Regions from separate parts of the Homo sapiens genome. Here region 2 is linked to region 1. A link is a loop called in an ENCODE intact Hi-C map of the cell type or tissue named here. Cell type or tissue: HCT116. All regions are shown on one strand. Links, peaks and the distances in the headings refer to the core of each region. The heading gives the core; the rest is flanking DNA.

Region 1 (9,734 bases), core at 990-8,989:
GGTGTCCATTTTGCTTCTCTCCACCCTCGATTCTGGAAACGCCCCAGCTATGCAGGAGCAGATGCAAATCCCAATGCTCCTGGCATCAAAGACAGGGCATTTCCTTGGCTGGGCTGCCCCTTCCAGAATCCCACTCCTCCTCTTCAAACAGACGCACCTGACAAACACCTGATATGAGGCCTGGCTCCCAGTAGTGGGTTTTGTATCCATTTATTCCACAGGTAGGGCCATCCCAAGGATCCTGGTCCTCATTGTTTAGGGCCAGCCTGAGCTCCATCACTGACTGCTCCAGAGTGCAGCCTCTGCAGAACCGGCCCTGGGCCCCGCACCCTGCAGTTATGAGGCAGAGAGTTTTCAAAGTGGGGCTCAAAGGAACGAAAAACTCTCAGTTGTTACAGCAGGGAAAACCCTGTGGACACTGACCCCTTTCATCCCCTGGTTAGGCTAGCTTCCTTACACAATGGAAAACCTGCAGACACTCACTGGCTCTGCTCCTGGGGCTAGGCTAGCTTCCTTACACAATGGAAAATCTGCAGACATGACGACGAGGGAAGATGGAGCCTATCATGTGATTTCTCCTTGTTCTGATGCTGATCTTTTTTGGCATAGTCTTTTATATTTGGCTTCTTAATGACATCAATCATATTCTAATGGACGTTCCAAGAATGGTCTCAGAAGATAAAGGAAAAGTGGCACACAGCAGTGACTTCACTTCACTTGCCGGTGAAGAGACAGAGGGTGGTAGGTCTACACTCTCAGATCCAACCAATTCTCTCAGCATCTGTTGGAGCTGATGGGGCGTGGAACAAGGTTTATGGTGGCTCTCTGGGACTGGGCAGGGTCGAAGCTAATGGCCTGGGGTCTAGAGCCCCATGGCCTGGCTGAAAGGAAAAACAAGAGCTTGGAGTTAAGTCATCATTTTTTGTCAAATCTTGATCATTGTCCTGAATTTTTTCCACAGAAGAGGAGAGAGAAACAATGTGTGAGATGAAAAGCCTCACAGCTCTGGAAAAGGTCATTGACACTCTTCCAAGAGCTTTAGGTAAACAGAATGTGAGACCCTTCTGATGACAGTTAAGTGCCAGAATGGTTGCTGCTAGGGGATTTCTTTTCCCACTCAGCAGACACGTGTGTCTCTGAGCAGCTCCAGGAAGAGCAAGTGAGTCCAGCCCCCAGGTGGACCCGCCTGAGCTCCACGGGAGCCCCGTCCAGACATTCACCTGTCCCAACAAGTCCAAATTCAAGGAGTCGCAGGCCACATCAATGAAAGCACGCTCTCTCTTCTCAGCCCAGGAATAATCAGGACTCACAAGGCTGCCAGCACCCACCTACTCAAGGGTCTCAACCATGTGATGACGGGAGCCTTCTCCCCCATGACAGGCCCAGAAAGGGCCCCCACACCCCCTTCAGGAGGCCCCCCACCCTCTCGTGGGGTGGGGACCCCCAGTCCAGCCCTTCTCCACTCCCTGTTCACACAGCTCCACCACTGTCCACCTGCTAAGAGTTGGCCATGCAGATCCTGTGGCTTCTGTCCCTGGCCCCAGGCTTCTCAGAGCTTTCCAGAACACCTGGGAGCCAGTCCTGGGTGAGGCTGACAGCCCTCTTGTCCTCCCGGTATCCCTGAGTCACATGGCAGCCCAGTGTGCCCAGCCCCTCCCCCCATACCCTGCAGCACTTGCCCGTCCACGCAGCCTGAGACCCTCCGTCTGGAGCGCGTCACACCATGAATCCCGAGCTGCTGTCTGTGAACTCCAAAGACTTTGGCAAATGAGCCATTGCCGAGCCACATGGCTGGCTTTTCATAGCCCGAGCACAGAGCCAGACATTGAGACCCTGTCACCTTCACTCACCTCCACTGGTGCTTCCCAAGCACCCACCACGTGCCAGGCACTGTCCTAGGCTCTGGGGTTTCTACATAAAACAGAGAGCCCTGCCTGGGAGCTTACCTGCTAGAGAACAGTTAGGTGGGCCTCCCTGTCCCCTCTTAAAGCATTGGGGTTCTGACTTTTCCATCCAGCCTGTCGGCTGCTGCTCCCAGCCCCTCACTGTCCACAAGCGTGGGAAGCCGGCCAGCTCGTCCTTTGTTAAAATGCCGAAGAGGACGGTCCCGGGAAGCGTCGCTGGAGACCTCCCTGCTACACCAGTTGTCATCGAGCACAGGCCAGGAGCTTCTCTGAAGTGGGGCCCCTAGCCCCCCATGTTCAGACTTTGCCAGGCCAGTGTCAGTCCCAGGACCACAAAACCCCAGGCCACAAGGTCTGCTCGTGCCCCAGCAGCAGGGACCAGGCCAACACACGCGGTGTAGAAAGGGCAGTGAGCGGTCGTTCAAGCTACAGCCAATTTCCCAGATTGTGCTGCTGTCCAGGACAACCTCTGCTGCTTTAGATACAATTTCATGATTGACCTTGTCAAGATTCCAGTTCCCTGGGACTTGACTGTTCTGCAGGGAGAACCACAAATTCTCCTATAACTCTAACAGCAAAAGACAGGGGCCTCTGCACTGATGAAGCTCCTGTACGTCACCAGCACCTCTAGGTGTGGCCGTCGGCAACAGAAGCCCCGGAGGTGACAGTGGGGACTTCCAGAGCCCTGGCAATGTTGGACAGTGAAGAACCAGGAGTCCCCAACCTCCTGGTACTGACATCCCAGGAATGAGATCCACAGCCGGCCGCTGTGAGGGGAGGAGGAGGAGGACCAGCCCAGCTCCGCCAAGCTTGGAGTTGTCAATGGGTTTTGAGGGAGAATGCAGGGGAAATGACACTGGACAGGGTGGCCCCACAGGAGAGCCAAAGGCAGCCTGACGCAGCCAGCGCCCCCTCCGTCCTCCTGCCCCGGACACATCCACAGGGCTCTCCCCTCCCTCCACAACTGAGGGCTCAGTTCCTCCTGTCCCCTGGTGTCCCCCCAATCCTGCTGGTGCCCATCTCCCCTCACACTGCACGCTGCCAGGCTCATCTGAGCCCCCACCCCCATGCCCATGCCAGCCTGGCCCTCTCTGGGCCTCTTGAATCCTAGCACACCCGGAGCACCCCCAGGGGCCATCCCAGCACCTCCCACTCAGATGACCAACCGGCCTCATTCCATTCAAGGTGCCTCTCCCTGTCTCTCCTTCCAGTCACCCAGCGCCTTCCTGGGAAACTGAAAGCAAGAATTCTGCTCCCTGAGCCCCACACCCACTCATAGAGCCAGAGGATCAGGCTCTGTTGGGGGCTGGGTGGGGCTGGAGCACAGGCTTGGAGCCGGTCTGACCTGGGTTCCAATCCCAACTTGGCCCCTATGAGCTGTGTGACCTTGGGAAGACCTTGGGCAAATGACCGCGCATCCTAAGCCTTCTTCATCTTCAAAGTGGGATAATCACAGCACCTGTACTGGGTGTTGAGGAGATGGAAGGAGATGCTGTCTGCAGAGGGTTGAGTGCAGGGCCCGGCACACAGGGAGCGCTTGGTACTCACCCCCTGCACCTGGGGAAGGCCACCCTGTGCAGCCCTAAGAAGGCATCTGTGTGGGGCGTGGACACTCAAAGAAGGGGAGTCTAATGCTACCAGCCACACCCGTCAGCCTCACAGCCCATGCTTATTGGTGGAGTGAGCCACGGTGGGTCTGAAACATAGGCTCTAAGAACAGTTAATGAAACACCCAGTTTCTCAAGAAACTCTGTTCTTTCCAACAGGAGATCATCTAAAGCAGAAGAGAAAGCTGCATGAAAGTGTACTGAGAGCCAGTTACTACAGGCGGACGCCACGCCAGGCTAGGACTAGGGCCGCCGGCAGAGCCTGCACTCTCCACTCACTCCCACCCTTGGGGCAGACGCCGAATTATGGAACATTCTGTATAAAGGAAAACTGTCTTATTCTAAGGATGACAAACAAAATAAACATATTTAAATATTAAGTTAGAGGCAACATGGTTTTTTTCCTTAATAAAAAGAGATGAAAACCTAATTAACTCTGGAAAATAACAGCATTCGAAGCTTGCTATTGTCTGATAGCATAAGCTTTGAAGAAACATAACCTCAGAGCCTGCGTATTTGTCAGCGTTCTCTAGGGAAACTAATAGGATGTGCGTGTATGTGTGCGTGTGCATGTGTGTGTGCGTGTGCATGTGTGTGTGCGTGTGTGTGGATGTGTGTGCGTGAGTGTATGTGTGGTGTGTGTGTGCATGTGTATTTGTGTGTGTGAATATATGCGTGTGTGTATGTGCGTGTGTGTGAGATATTTATAATATGGAATTGGCTCATGTGATTATGGAGGCTGACAAGTCCCAAGACCTGCAGAGTCTACAAGCTGGAGACTCAGGAAGAGCTAATGTTTCAGTTCCAGTCTTAAGGCAGGAAACAGCCCATGTCCCAGCTGCAGGCAGGCAGGAGGAGTTCCGTGTATTCAGAGCAGAGCCAGCCTCTGTCCTGTTCAGGCTTTCAGAGTTGGAGGACACCCACCACCCATCTAGGGAGCCCCGTCTGCTACAATCAAGCTACACACTCAAATGCGAATCTCTCCCAAAACACCCTTACAGACACACCCAGGAGAATGTTTGACTGAATATCTCAGGATATCACAGGCACCCTGTGGCCCAGTCAAGTTGACACATAAGATTCACCATCACAGCCCGTGATGGATTATGTCTAAGAACAGAGTCTAGGAAAGTCTGCCCTCTCACCCTTTCCTACTGCAGCACATTGCAAAACACACATACACAGGTGCAGAATATGTGTGCACACAGAGAACACCACTGCCTCCTGGTGCTCAGCAAGGGCTCTTTGCGCTTTTGTGGTGTGGAGAGGGAACAGCATTACCAAAGTGTCTGGGTTGAGTGTCACAGAAAGCCAGGGCTCATATTCTGCCTCTGTGTAGTCAGGCTAGTCACGACCAGGGGCCAAACTCAAAGGTTGTTAACAGTATTTTGAATGTCAGCCCTGAAGGAAACCAAAGTCTCTACAGAGGAAAACAAAACAAAACAAAACAAAAAACAAAACGCTTTCCAATTCCCAGGAAATGACTCACTTTCAAGAAATTTTCAATGCATTGAAATTCCAGTTTATCAAAAGGGAAAAAGTTATGGTGAAGAGAGAATGGAAGGTCGTTGGGGAGCTGGCAAAGACTTGTAGAGATAAACCCTGTCATCAGTATTTCACCTGCAAAGGACTCGACTCACCAACATTCTCTGGGAAACAAGAACCTTTCTTTCAGCAACTGTCAGCTTGTTGCAAGTTTTTGTATGCAAACTGGTTCTGGCTGTAGACAAGCTGTACCTACCTCTGTTCAACACATTGATATGATCAGGCTGGGGGGTGTTATTTACATTAAAGTGTGTGATTTTTCCCATTTCTCCAGAAAGGCAGGAGAAGTTCATGATCGTATCTTAGAACATCTCTAGATAGAGAACTTTTGTTCCCTAGGGACAGTCTTAGCAATGGATTGGTGTTCTTTCCAAAACACCATTCCAAAGGCGGTTAGAAATGGAATCAAATGATGCCATTTTATTTGTAATTCCAGCTGTGCTCTCTTCTGAAAAGACAAAAATGTCCCATCACCTCTTTCCATGATGTCCTGCTACTGACTTACTCAGTAACTAGTGAGTCACTAGTCGCTGCCTCAGTTTTCTCATCTGGACACAAGGGGTTGCATGAAAGGCCTGGAAGGGCTATTCCAGTAAAAACAGTCTCTGATTCGAATCCCTCAGTCCTTTGTTTGCCCTTCCAGTAAGTCGGTAGCAGGGCAGGATGCAAATATTTCTGATGCCCAACACTATCCTATTTCTACTAAACCATTCCATAATTGTTTATCAATAAATGGATCAACAAATGGATATTTCACTGTTTATTTAGTTATTTATTTATTTATTTTTGAGACGGAGTCTTGCTCTGTCACCCAGGCTGGAGTGCAGTGGTGTGATCTCGGCTCACTGCAACCTCTGCCTCCCAGCTTCAAGCGATTCTCCTGCCTCAGCCTCCCAAGTAGCTGGGACTATACAGGTACCCGCCACCACGCCCAGCTAATTTCTGTATTTTTAGTAGAGACAGGTTTTTGCCATGTTGGCCAGGCTGGTCTCGAACTCCTGACCTCAGGTGATCCACCCACCTTGGCCTCCCAAAGTGCTGGGATTACAGGCATGAGCCACCACATCTGGACTTCATTTTTGTTGTTGTTCTTTTTTTAATTTTTAGTTTTTCCTCAGCTCTCCCCTCAACAACTGGATATTTCAAAAAGTGACTATTTCAATGTGAATTATTTTCTTTGTCTTTTGGCTTTATACTTGACTTCCAAGAAACATTTTTTGTGATTGATGAATTGTTCCCATGCACATTACATCACTGAATCCTCACAAAAGTGCTGTTAGATAGACATCACCTCCACTTTATATGAGGAAGACTGAGGACTCAGAGATAACCAACAACTTACTCACCGTCACACCATCATGTGGCCAGTGGTCAGTGGGGATCAACATTCCAGCCCAGGCCTTCCAATCCAGAAGCCACAATCTCCCCACTAAATTTCTTAAAATCATGACCGCATCATTGTTTGCCAATCAGGATATTTTGATGGAATCAATTTTCCCCCAGGGAATGCTCTGACACCATACTGACCCCAGATAAGACTGTATTAGTCCGTTTTCATGCTGCTGATAAAGACATACCTGAGAGTGGATAGTTTATAGAGAAAAAGAGGTTTAATGGACTCACAGCTCCATGTGGCTGGGGAGGCCTCAAATCATGGCAGAAAGTGAAAGGCATGTCCTACCTGGCTGCAGACAAGAGAGAATGAGAGAATGAGTGAAAGGGAAAACCCCTTATGAAGTCATCAAATCTCATGAGACTTATTCACTACCCTGAGAGCAGTGTGGGGGAAACTGCCCCCGTGATTCAATTATCTCCCACCAGGTCCCTCCCACAACACATAGGAATTATGAGAGCTACAAATTCAAGATAAGATTTGGGTGGGGAAACAGCCAAGCCATATAAAAGACAAAATATACAAATTCTCTTTCATTATCTCGCTATAGGTTGAACAAGTGTGCTTGACCTTTTCCTTTCCTGTTCTACCCCTAAATCTTATAACATCTCTCATTACAGTAATTTTCAAAACTAAAACTTTAATAATTTAATATTTTGGTCACATAAAAATGTTTCCAATCTAAGTGACAGTATCAAAAAACAGCTGAATCAACATGTTGGGTCCTTGGCAGCCAAATTTTCATCCTCACCCAGTGGCAATGAGGGAGCAATGCTAGTGGCAATGCCAGTCACAGCCAAATTCTGCCCCACCTCCTTCCCATACTGGCAGGGCCCAGCAGGGAACTGAACATCCACCCCCACCCATGCCTACATGCAATGCATAAACAGGTAAGTGCCTGTCCAAAAAGACTGAAGAGGACCCACAGTCTTACAACATGATGCTGAAAATGTTCGGGGCATGATTTCAAAACTGCTGAATATACCAGGAACTAGGATGATTGCAACTTGAATAAGAAAAGACAATAAACAGATGCTGTAGTGGGTTGAAACAGTGGCCCACAAAAAGATAAGCTATGTCCACCTTTTGGAACCTACAAATACAGCCTTACTAGGAAGTAAGATCTTCATAGATGTAATTAAGTTGAGGCTTTTGAGATTTGATAACCCTGGGTTCCAAATTCGCCAACACATGTCCCCATAAGAGGAAGGCAAAAGGAGATTTGAGTCAGAGAAAAGGAGAAGGCCATATGAAGATGGAGGCAGAGACTGGACCTATGCAGCCCCAAGTCCAGGAATGCTGTCAGTCACCAGAAGGAAAAAGCAATGAATGCAATCTTCCATGGAAGACCCTCTGGAGAGAGTATAGCCCTGCTGACACCTTGATCTGTCTTCTGGCCTCCAAAACTGTGAGAGAATAAATTTATGTTGTTTTAGGCCACACAGTTTGTGTTGCTTTGTTATGGCAGCCCTAGGGAACCAATACAGATGTGAACACTGAGATGATATCTGACATGATTTTAAAGCAACAATTCTAAAAATACTTCCATAAGCAATTATAAACCCTCTTGAGACAGAATTGAGAAGCTTGGAGATAAAAGCAACAGGTTGCCTCTTTCCCGCCCACCCCCTCCACCCCACCAGGTTTGAATGAGCACCCCAAGGGCCTGGTCTGTTACAGACAGATGAAACGTTTTATTTAAAGATAGGAGGGCCAGGACTGGGGCTGTGTGAGGGCTTGCTTTAAATCCTCCACTGCCTTAATTTCTTCTGGGGACCTTTGCAAGGGGTTGGGTTCCCTTTTTAGTAACTTAAAATACAGAATCTTTGTCCTTTGAACATATGAGTCCATCCATAACCTACAGTAGCCAGTTAAACCTAAAAAGTTTTGGAGTTCTCTCTTTGTCTTAGGCAAGGGCAGACCCACTATTCCCGATATTCTCTCTGCGTTTATTCTCTGCTTTCCTTCACTAATTAGGTGTCCTAAATATTTAACTTCTCCTACAAATTGCGATTTGGTTTTGGAGACTCGCAACCCCTTTTCCCCTAGGAAATTAAGTAAGCTTATGGTGGCTTCTGATACCTCGGCCCTCCTTTCCCCAGAAATTAGAAGATCATCCACATATTGTAACAGCTGGGTTTCTTTGGATGGTTGGAATTCCTCCAGAACTTTTTCTAAGACTTGACCAAGTAAGTTTGGGGCTTCCGTGAAAACTTGTGGCAGCACAGTCCAGTGATACCTCTGCTTTCTCCCAGTTATGAGGTTTTTCATTCAAAGGCAAAGAGGTCCCTACTCTTAGAGTCTAGGGGACATGGCCAGAATGCATCTTTCAGATCCACTATGCTGAACCACTTATGTTTATAGAGTATTTTATTAAGGTGGGTGTAGGGGTTAGGCACCACAAGATGTCAAGTTTGGACAATTTTATGTATAGACCTTAGATTTTGCACTAATCTGTATGACCCATCTGGTTTCTTTACTGGGAGAACTGGAGTATTGTATGGTGACATACAGGGTTTCAATAACCCATCTTTTTTTTAGTATGAAATCAATTTTTATTTTTAACTAAAAATAAATGCTTAACATCTTTCCAAAATCAAAACTAAAGACAAACAAACAAAAAAAAAGGGTGGAAACATATTTTTTCTTCCCTGGGGAAACCACTAAGGCAGATATTGTAGCACAGCTTGGTTTTTTCCAGAGGACTAATCCATGCAAACAGAATCTCTCTCCAGCTTGTCAGTTTTATCTACCTGGCAAGAAAAAACAAAAACAACCCCTCCCCACAAACACAACACAAAACAAGAGACTAAAAAATTTGGGAAAAAGCTTTTAATGCATTTCTGCAAAATCCTTTCTGAGGAGGTTTAGTACAGGTACTACCCACCAGCAACTTAGCCAGCCAGGTGAGTTGGTGCAGAAGCGCTTAGGGTGAATTAATACCAGAGTCACCGTGTGTGACTCAGCCACCTCTCCCAATTACCACAAGGAGGTCTTAAAATTGAATTTCAGTTTCAGCAGATATTTCAGATTTACCTGAGCAATATCATAGACAATGTACTCATTATACAGTAGACAGGTGTCATTCACACCAGATGAAACCCTGGTCCCAAGAGGAACCTCTACACCATCCAGTGGGATACTAGCTGAAAGGTCAGGAGTAGTTTTGCCCAAACCTTTGACACTGTGCTTGCCCTTGGGTAACTTGCTGATATGTGAAGCATGCTTCAGTTCACACACGTTTCCAAGGGCAACTTCTTCCGACAGGATTAACCCTATTGGGTC
Region 2 (9,734 bases), core at 1,262-9,261, 280 kb before region 1:
CCCGCCGTGTTCTCTGCTGGAAGCACCATCAGCAAGTCTCAGAGATGAGGTCATCTCCACTCACCAACACTTCAGTGTTAGCAAAGGGAGCTTTTCTTCTTTAAACTCAAAACCCTAACCTCAGACCATTATCACACCTGACGATATTAATAATTTTTAAATAGTATCTAATGCCTAGTCTATATTCAGATCTTCCTGTGTGTCAAAACAATGGCTTTCTGATGTCAGCTTATTTGAATCAGGAACCAAATGAAGTCTGCGCAGCACATCTGGCTGCTGTGCCACTAAAGTCTCTTTCATTCTATAAAAGCGCCCCCTCCTCTTTTTTGGATGCCAGTAGAGAGCAGAGAGCACAGACCTGCACGCTTACCTCATGTGCCGTGCAGGACACCTCAGATGTGCTTCATAACTTCTGGGAAGACACTCTTGGTTTTCCCACTGCTGTGTTTCTCAGTTTCCACAACAGTGCTCACCAAAGTAAGTATTTGGGGAATGGATGCTGGGTGTGGCTTTAGAGCCAAGTGTAACTGGTGTAACTGTGAACAACCTTGACAATGCAACAGGAAGATACAGGTGAGTAAAGGCAGAATGTGGGAGGATAGAGAAAAGGGTCAAGGTGAATCTTCACGGAACAAAATGGGGCATCAGGAGGTATCTGCCAAATGTCACTGAAATACAAATAAGACTAAAGCATCTCGTTTAGCACACCAACAGAGGAAACCAACAGAAGAACAAATTAATCACAAAGAACAAACCTAGAAGAAAGTAGGAGGAAGAAGGTAAGTCAAACGGGGTACACAGGGAGACCCTGAAGTTGCTGAGGGCTTGGTTTCAGACCATGGCAATACAGTGAGTCACACAAATTTGTTTCCTACTGCATATAAAAGCTATGTTTACACTATACTGTAGTCTATTAAGTTTGCAATTGCACTGTCTTTAAAAAAAGTACATTCCTTAGTTAAAAAAAAAGTTTCTAAAAAAATGCTAACAATCATCTGAGCCTTCAGCAAGCTGTAATCTCTTTGTAGAGGGTCTTGCCTTGATATGGATGGCTGCTGACTGATCAGTGGCTGCAGAAGGCTGCGGTGGCTATGGACACTTCTTGAAACAAGACAATGAAGTGTGCCAGTATCAACTGATTCTTCCTTTCATGAAAGATTTCTCTGGAGCGTGAGATGCTATTTGGTAGCATTTTACACACATACAACTTCTTACAAAATTAAGAGTCAATCTTCTCAAACCCTGCTACCACTTTATCAACTAACTTTTTGCAACAGTCTAAATCTTTTGTTATTTCAACAATGTTCACGGCACTTCAGCAAGGGTAGATTCTATTTCAAGAAACCACATTCTTTGCTCAGCCATAAGGAGCAACTCTTCATCCATTCAAGTTTTCTCATGAGACTGCAGCAGTTCAGTCACATCTCCAGGCTCCACTTCCAATTTTAGTTCTCTTGCTGTTCCCACCACACAGGTAGTTCCTTCCTAAACTGAAGTCCTGAGGCCCTAAGGTCATCCATCAGGGTTAGAATCAATGTCTTCCAAACTCCTGTTGATGTTGATATTTTAACCTCCTCCCATAAATCACAAATGTTCTTAACAGCATCTAAAGGGGTAAATCCTTTCCAGAAGGTTTTCAAATTACTTTGCCTAGATCCATTAGAGGAACCACTATTTATGGCCTTACAAAATGTATTCCTTAAATGCTAAGACCCAAAAATCTAAATTAATCCTTGACCCATGAGCTGCAGTATGGATGCTGTGTTAGCAGCATGAAAACAACATTAATTTCTTTGTATGTCTCCCTCAAAGCTCTTGGGTGATTAGGTACACTGTCAATAAGCAGTAACATGCTCAAGGGAATCTTTTTTTCCTGAGTGGGAGGTCTCTAAAGTGGGCTTAAAATATTCAGCAAACCATGACACAAGCAGATGTGCCACCATCCAGGCTTTGTTGTTCTAACTTACAGCGCAGAGAGGCAAAGTTGGTTAAGCATAATTCTTAAGGGTACTAGGATTTTCAGAATGGTAAATGAGAATTGGCTTCAACTCAGTCACCAGCTACATTAACCCCAGACCAGAGAGTCAGCCTGTTGGTGTGGCCACCTTCACCGATGATGTCAGCTAGATCTTCTGGATGACTTGCTGCAGCTTCTCCGTCAGCACGTGCTGCTTCACCCTGCACTTTCATCATGTTCTGGAGACGGCTTCTTTCCTTCAACCTCATGCACTAACCTCCATTAGCTTCAAACTCTTTTTCTGCAGCTTCCTCACCTCTCAGTCTTCATAGAATTGAAGAGATTAGGCTTTGCCCTTAAGGAAATGTTGTGGCTGGTTTGATCTTCTATCCACACCACTCAAACTTTCTCCATATCAGCAATAAGGTGGTTTCATTGCTTATCATTCATGTGTTCACTGGAGTAGCACTTATAATTTCCTTCAAGAGCTTTTCATTTGTATTCACGACTGACTGGTGCAACAGGCCTAGCTTTCAGCCTGTCTCACCTTTCTACATGCCTTCCTCACTAAGGTTAATCGTTTCTAGCTTTTTATTTAAAGTGAGAGACATGCAACTCTTCCTTTCATTTGAACACTTAAGAGGCCATAGTAAGGTTATAAACTGGTTTAATTTCAGTATTTTTGTGTCTCAGGGAATGAGTGGCCTGGGGAAAAACATGGGGAATTCCCGGTCAGTAGGGCAGTCAGAATACACACAACATTTATCAATTAAGTCTGCCATCTTACATGGGCATGGTTCATGGCACCCCAAAACAATTCTAACAGTAACACCAAAGGTCCCTGATCACAGATCACCATAACGGATACAATAATGAAAAGCTGTGAAATCGTGCAAGAATTACCCAAATGAAGCACTGGGACAAGTGGGCACATGGTGCTGGAAAAATGGCACCAACAGTGTTGCCACAAGCCTTCCATTTGTAAGAGAAAAAAAAAAAAACAAAAAAACAAGCAAAGTGCAATAAAGTGAGATACGCCCTATAAATCTAAGCAGAGAAGTCTCTGCATACTGTGAAGAGTTGCGAGGCAGCTACGTAGGAGAGGAGAGGAGGTGAGTAACGCCTCTCCCTGGATCAGGGCTGTGGGAGTGGGTGGCCTGTGCTCTTCCCCACATGAGCTCTTCCGTCTACTGGCTATCACATGCTACAAGCATGTGGCATGTAAGTAATACAATTACTTAAGCATAAATGCAAATAAAACTTTTTTAAAAAAGAGAAGCTCTAATACTGGAAGACTAACAACCTGACCCCTAATTACTCTAAGTCAGCTGGTCTATGGGACGTGCTCCTGAAACGGAAGATGTGTAATCATCACCGACAACGGGAGGCAGCCACATTGCAGTGAGGACATGCTCGGTATACCAATCTAGGAAAATATTCACTTTCACACGCCAGAAACATTTCCAAACCATCTACTCCAAGACCCCTTTGTACATAATGCTATAATACGCTCCCTACGCCTGCCTCGGGGGGCCCATATCTTCTAATTTATGTTCTTCTCTCTTGTTTAAAAACAATTACATCTTGAAACAATAGTGCTGAGAGGTCCATCCTGTAATGCAGCCTCATGTGTCCCATCCAAACCCAATCCTCACCGGAGAGGAGGAAGGACTACAGCACAAGCTCACATCCAGTGGCACGAAGGAAGGCAAGGTTCTGGGGTACTTTTGTCCTTTTCCCCGCACAGATTATACTCACATCAAACACTGTTCCTCCACAGCTAAATTAATAACGACATCCAAAATTCAGCTGCGTGTTGCTTTATGTCAAAAATAAGTAAAAAATATTTAAAAGTGACCAACTTAAAAAGTGGCAATGTCGTTAAAGATCTGTGGATCAGCAAATGACAGTCCCATTTAAGCTCTCACATCACTGCCAAACACAGACAGTCATCATCTCAAGCTAACCAGCCCCCAAAACAGCATTTAAAAGAAATGTCTTTACAACAGATAATAAGCTGTCCAGAAATAGGAGAATGACTAAAGTCAGCACATTAGAAATAATCATCTAAAAAAGCCTGAGTCCACATGCACACACAGAAAACTGGTCTTGGAAGCACACAGAGCACGAGGTGTGTTCTCACAGCTGCTAACCGTGTGTGCCACATGCAGCTGAGTGCCTCCACTTCTATCCAATCACAGCAACCACCATCACCACTCACTTCCAGAATGGACCTTGCTGCTTCTCTCCTTAACTTCTCCCTTGAATTTAGGAAATTCTGAAGCAAGGGAGTAAGAGTGAGGGTGGGTGGGTGGGTGTGAAACACAAATACATATCAGCCTGTAAAAAATGCTGTAGACGCTGGCTGCGGTGGCTCATGCCTGTAATCCCAGCACTTTGGGAGGCTGAGGCGGGCAGATGACAAGGTCAGGTGTTCGAGGCCAGCCTGGCTGACATGGTGAAACCCTGTCTCTACTAAAAATACACAAATTAGCCGGGCGTGGTGGCGGGCACCTGTAATCCCAGCTACTTGGGAGGCTGGGGTAGGAGAATCGCTTGAACCCAGGAGGTGGAGGTTGCAGTGAGCTGAGATTATGCCACTGCACTCCAGCCTGGGCAACAGAGCAAGACTCTGTCTCAAAAAAAAAAAAAAAATGCTATAGAAATCCATGGGTTTTACCTAACCAAAAAAGGTGCACAGAAAATAAATGCTAAGTGACAATTATTTACCTTCCATAAGACTGTACTGTACATATTCAGGAATAATATACAATGCTTTTGACACAAGCATTAGAAAGATCGTTATTACAGAATCCTAGAACATTTTATCTGTCTTCAAAGAGGGACTATTCAAACAAGAAATCCTACACCACAGGTTAAAAGCACCAACACAACGGTGAACCTTGACAAGAACAATTCCATCTCCGACCACAAGAGGGCAAACCACCAATGGCTACACTTCCCCAGGGAAGCAGGAGAGGTGAATTGGACCATCTGGTCAATTTATCTGGAGATAAACAGCCTAAAAAAGTGCCATTTAGAGAAAAACTTCAGTTCTTGTTTACTCAGTAAAACTATTTGTACATCAAATTAAAATATAATTCAGAAGAGAAACCCTCAATTTAAAGGAAGTCAGTGTTTTCATGAATAAAGAAATGATCCTAACATGATGGTCAGAGAAGTCTCTAAGTTTGGAACCTGGCACAATTTTGTTTTCAGAAAAATCAAGCACTAATTAACTATAAATCAAAATACATTTAACACACTCTTCAAAAAAGGAAACCTAATTCCAAAATCAGAAAGCCACATAAACTACTGGAAAAAATGCAATATAGCCGCCCACCCTTATCCACGGGGGTACCCACAAGACTGCCCACTGGATGTCTGAAACTGCAGCTATATCTCTGTATATATACCAACCCTATATATACTATGTTTTCCCATCTATACATACCTATGTGTGTTTAATCTGGAAATTAGGTACAATAATGGATTAACAACAACTAATAATGAAATAGAACAATTATAACAATATACTATAACTAAAGTTATGTGAATGTGGTCTCTTCTCTCAAGATATCTTACTGTATTGTTCTCACCTGTTTCGAACCACAGTTGACTGCAGGTACTTGTAACCACATTACGCAAAGCCAGAGGTGAGAGGGAAGTCTGCTGTACTGAATGTAATTGTGATCCTAGAGTTTTATTCTTAACTGCTCTAGAGTAACACGGTAAAAAATGTGGTTTCACACTTGCCTCAAATGCCCACGGTTAAACTCAGACTGGGCTGGGCGTGGTGGCTCACGCCTGTAATCCCAGCACTTTGGGAGGCTGAGGCAGGTGGATCACTTGAGGTCAGAAGTTCAAGACCAGCCTGCCAACATGGTAAAACCCTATCTCTACTAAAAATACAAAAATTAGCCAGGCATGGTGGCACGTGCCTATAATCCCAGCTACTCGGGAGGCTGGGGCAGGAGAATCGCTTGAACCCAGGAAGCAAAGGTTGCAGTGAGCATCACTGCACTCCAGCCTGGGCAACAAGAGTGAAACTCCATCTCAAAATAAAATAGTAAAATAAAATTAAAAATAAATAAACTAAAATAAAACTAGCATGACTTTCCATACAATATGCTTAGGTAATTAGAGAACAACAGGGACAGAAGGTTATTCCTTTGGTTCAACCATCAGATAAAGTTTAGCAAATGCATCACTAATATGCTCAAAAATGACATTTCTTGAATTTTAAAAAATAAACAGGAAAAAAAGGGAAATTTTCCAAAGTTACTTAGGTCTCAGTTTGGCACAAACCCTATTGTGATGGTTAATACTCAGTGCCAACTTGATTGGATTGAAGGACACAAAGCATTAATCCTGGGTGTGTCTGTGAGGGTGTTGCTAAAGGAGATTCACATTTGAGTCCGTGAACTGGGAAAGGCAGACCCACCCTTAAGCTGCTGGGCACCACCTAATCAGCTTCCAGCAAATATAAAGCAGGCAGAAAAACGTGAAAAGGCGAGACTGACCTAGCCTCCCAGCCTACATCTTTCTCCCATGCTGGATGCTTCTTGCCCTCAAACATCAGCCTCCAATTTCTTCAGTTTTGAGACTCGGACTGGCTCTCCTTGCTCCTCAGCCTGTAGATGGCCTATCGTGGGACCTTGTATACATATACACATATACGTACACGTACACATATACATACATATATGAATCCATAGGTGTATGAGGGTTCTTTAGAGGGACAGAAGTAATAGAGGGACAGAACTAATAATATTCTCCTATTAGCTGTATATATAGATAGATACAGATAGATATATCAAGGGGTTTATTAAGGGGAGTTTATTATATATACATGTTATATATATATATAAAGGGGAGATACATATATATATACATATAAAGGGGAGATATATATCTATATATAGATATATATAGATATGTATCTATATATATAGATATATAGATATGTATCTATATATAGATATATATAGATATATATCTATATATATAGATATATATATGTCTATATATATCTATATATATAGATGTCTATATATCTATATATATAGATATATATATCTATATATAGATATATAGACATCTATATATATAGATATATAGACATCTATATATATAGATATATATATAGATATATATATAGACATATATATAGATATATATAGACATATATATCTATATATAGATATATATAGACATATATATCTATATAGATATATATAGACATATATATCTATATAGATATATATAGACATATATATCTATATAGATATATATAGACATATATATCTATATAGATATATATAGACATATATATCTATATAGATATATATAGACATATATATCTATATATATATGAAAGGGAGTTTATTAGGTATTAACTTACATGATCACAAGGTCCCACAATAGGGGGATGTATATGTATATATGTATATGTAGATATATATATATCTCCCCTTTATATATATATAACATGTATATATAATAAACTCCCCTTAATAAAGTTCCCTTCATATCTATATATCTATCTATATCTATATATATAACTAACAGGAGAATACTATTAGTTCTGTCCCTCTAAAGCACCCTAATACACCTATGGATTCCGTGTGGCCCCTGCAAAGAGCTCCTTGATGGCAACACACCATGTACACGCACATACGTTGAAACCGGGCACGCACACACGCTCAGACACGCCTAAGACATGAGTAGTGGCTTCGGGTAGAACAAAGTGAGAGCACTGTTCCTCATGAGAGCCATGTTTCTAAACACGCCCTGCCGGTCCTTTGGAGGGCGTCCTCTGCTGCTGCCAGCTCAAGGGCCCACAGTCCACTCAAAAGCGGGGGCTCACGATGCCTTCCTGTGGGCTATCAGGGGTAACAGCATACTGCAAGACAAATTCCCACGGCAGATGACACTGACGACATTCAAATGTGTCTGAAAATCACTTCCAACTGGAGAGGATTTTGAGATCCACAAACCCCATCTTTTCAGCGTAATTTCCTTGCTCTGGGTTACTTCTAAAAAATCCACAAGGAGAAATACATGAAAAGTAAAACCCCACTCACCTGCACTCTTACTGTGGTGGTTCAGAGTCAGTCCAGGATTCACACTTAAAGGAGGAGTTCACTTAAGAATTAAAGAAAGTCAGAAAGACCAGCTGGAACAAGCGTCTGTCCCTACTCCAAAGGTGCGTCCCACTTAGCAGTTCTGTAACCTCAACTCTCCTTGGCAAAGGTGAGCAACGAACGAGGTCCTCCTTCCTCTGCCCTGGCTCAAGTGTCCTCCTGGAAAGTCCACTGGCGCCACCTCAGGCCTCTCGGCCCAGGGCTGCTCTCATTGGTTCCCAGGAAAAAGATCTCTCCAACTGGTGGGGCTGGGCTAGGAGATGGGCTCACAGGATGGACCGGGCCTGCCCTAGCCCTAGGTCTCCAGGAAGGCTCATGCAGGCCAGTGCCATCCAACTGAGTCACAGACTAAACTGCATCTCCTAACAGTGATGTCTATCAAGTTGACATTTCCACGCCTCAGCATGGTGCCAGTGCCGCGCTCTCAGTGGGCTCTACACATGAACGGATTTTTTTAAAGGATGTCATGTACTTGCAACCCACCCCCTTCTTAATATCCCAGCAATACTTGTCTTCAAGGGTTATGAGGAGAACTGAAGTTGCAAATGGAAAGTACTTTATACATTAACTGGAACATAACAAGCAGCCGGAAAAAAATTCTGCCCAAGTCGATTTATTATAATAAAAAATACTGCCTTTTAAATTATCATTATTAACAACTACAAAAAACAGTAGCAACTTCACATCCAACAGGATGGCTATTACTTTAAGAAAAAAAAAAACAAGTTGGCGAGAACACAGAAGCAGCAGAACCCTGTGCACTGCTTGTGGGAATGCGACATGGTCCAGCCGCTGGGGAAAACCACGTGGCAGTTCCTCCAGACTTAATCACAGAACCACCATCTGACCCAGCAATTCCACTTCTGGGTATATACAGAAAAGAACTGAAAAGCAAGGACTCAAATACTTACACAACCATGCTCCTAGCAGCATTATTCACATAGCCAAGAGGTGAAAGTAACCCAAGTTCCCATCAACACACAATGTTGTACATACATATGATGAAATATTATTCAGCCTTACAAAGGAAGGTAACTCTGTCATATGCTACAGCATGGAAAACCCTCCAGCACTTTATGCTGAATGAAATAAGCAGTCAAAAGACAAAATGACTGCACTTACACGAAGCACCAACGGTAATCAAATTCAGAGACAGAAAGCAGAATGGTAGAGGGCAGGGGCTGGGGAGGGGAATGGGGACTGTTTAATGGGAACAGAATTCAGTTTGAGAAGAAACAGTTCTGGAGATAAACGGTGGTGATGGTTATAAAACTGTGAATGTACCTAGTGCTACTGAACAGTACACTTAGAACTGGTAAAAATGGCGAACTGCTTTACATATATGTATACATATACATACAATAAGAACAGGCAGGTGCTGTTCCTAAAAATTCCAACACCAGAGAAGTTTACAAATAAGGGCTGCCATCTGCCTTATTAAAATACTTGTTTTCTGAGGTCACTGAGAAAATATTTTTACATCAAAATTGTCATATTCCCATTTGTAAATCTTTTTTTCTTGCTACCTTAGAAAAACAATAGCAGCCATTAACATTCCCTGAGCTCCTACTCTGCCAGACTCCATACACATAGTATAAACCTTAACAATTCAACCCCACAAGACCGCACAA

Evidence for each region. Peaks named below come from ENCODE experiments on the same cell type or tissue, not always from the same donor. Only the 100,000 strongest peaks of a DNase experiment are listed, where the experiment ranks them.
Region 2: a loop joins it to region 1, with 8 times the contacts of the local background. A loop is called at or near these places in 7 of 110 quality-filtered maps.

The regions. Positions count from the first base shown.
Region 1 is chr13:110,939,486-110,949,219 of GRCh38, reverse strand. LOC105370364 (a long non-coding RNA gene) reads left to right here. Exons shown (of 3, transcript XR_931732.3): 3 at 3,671-3,764. It also overlaps the pseudogene PARP1P1. Among named protein-coding and RNA genes, the nearest start is that of LINC00431, 22 kb to the left of the region's middle. RefSeq lists an enhancer at 6,639-6,888. In HCT116, for the core only: a CTCF peak has its summit at 4,726 (motif pointing left); a DNase peak (open chromatin) is centred at 4,749; H3K27ac peaks cover 1,219 bases.
Region 2 is chr13:111,218,737-111,228,470 of GRCh38, reverse strand. All of the region lies in intron 5 of ARHGEF7 (Rho guanine nucleotide exchange factor 7), which reads right to left. Among named protein-coding and RNA genes, the nearest start is that of ARHGEF7-AS1, 75 kb to the right of the region's middle. In HCT116, for the core only: a CTCF peak has its summit at 4,883 (motif pointing right); a DNase peak (open chromatin) is centred at 4,910.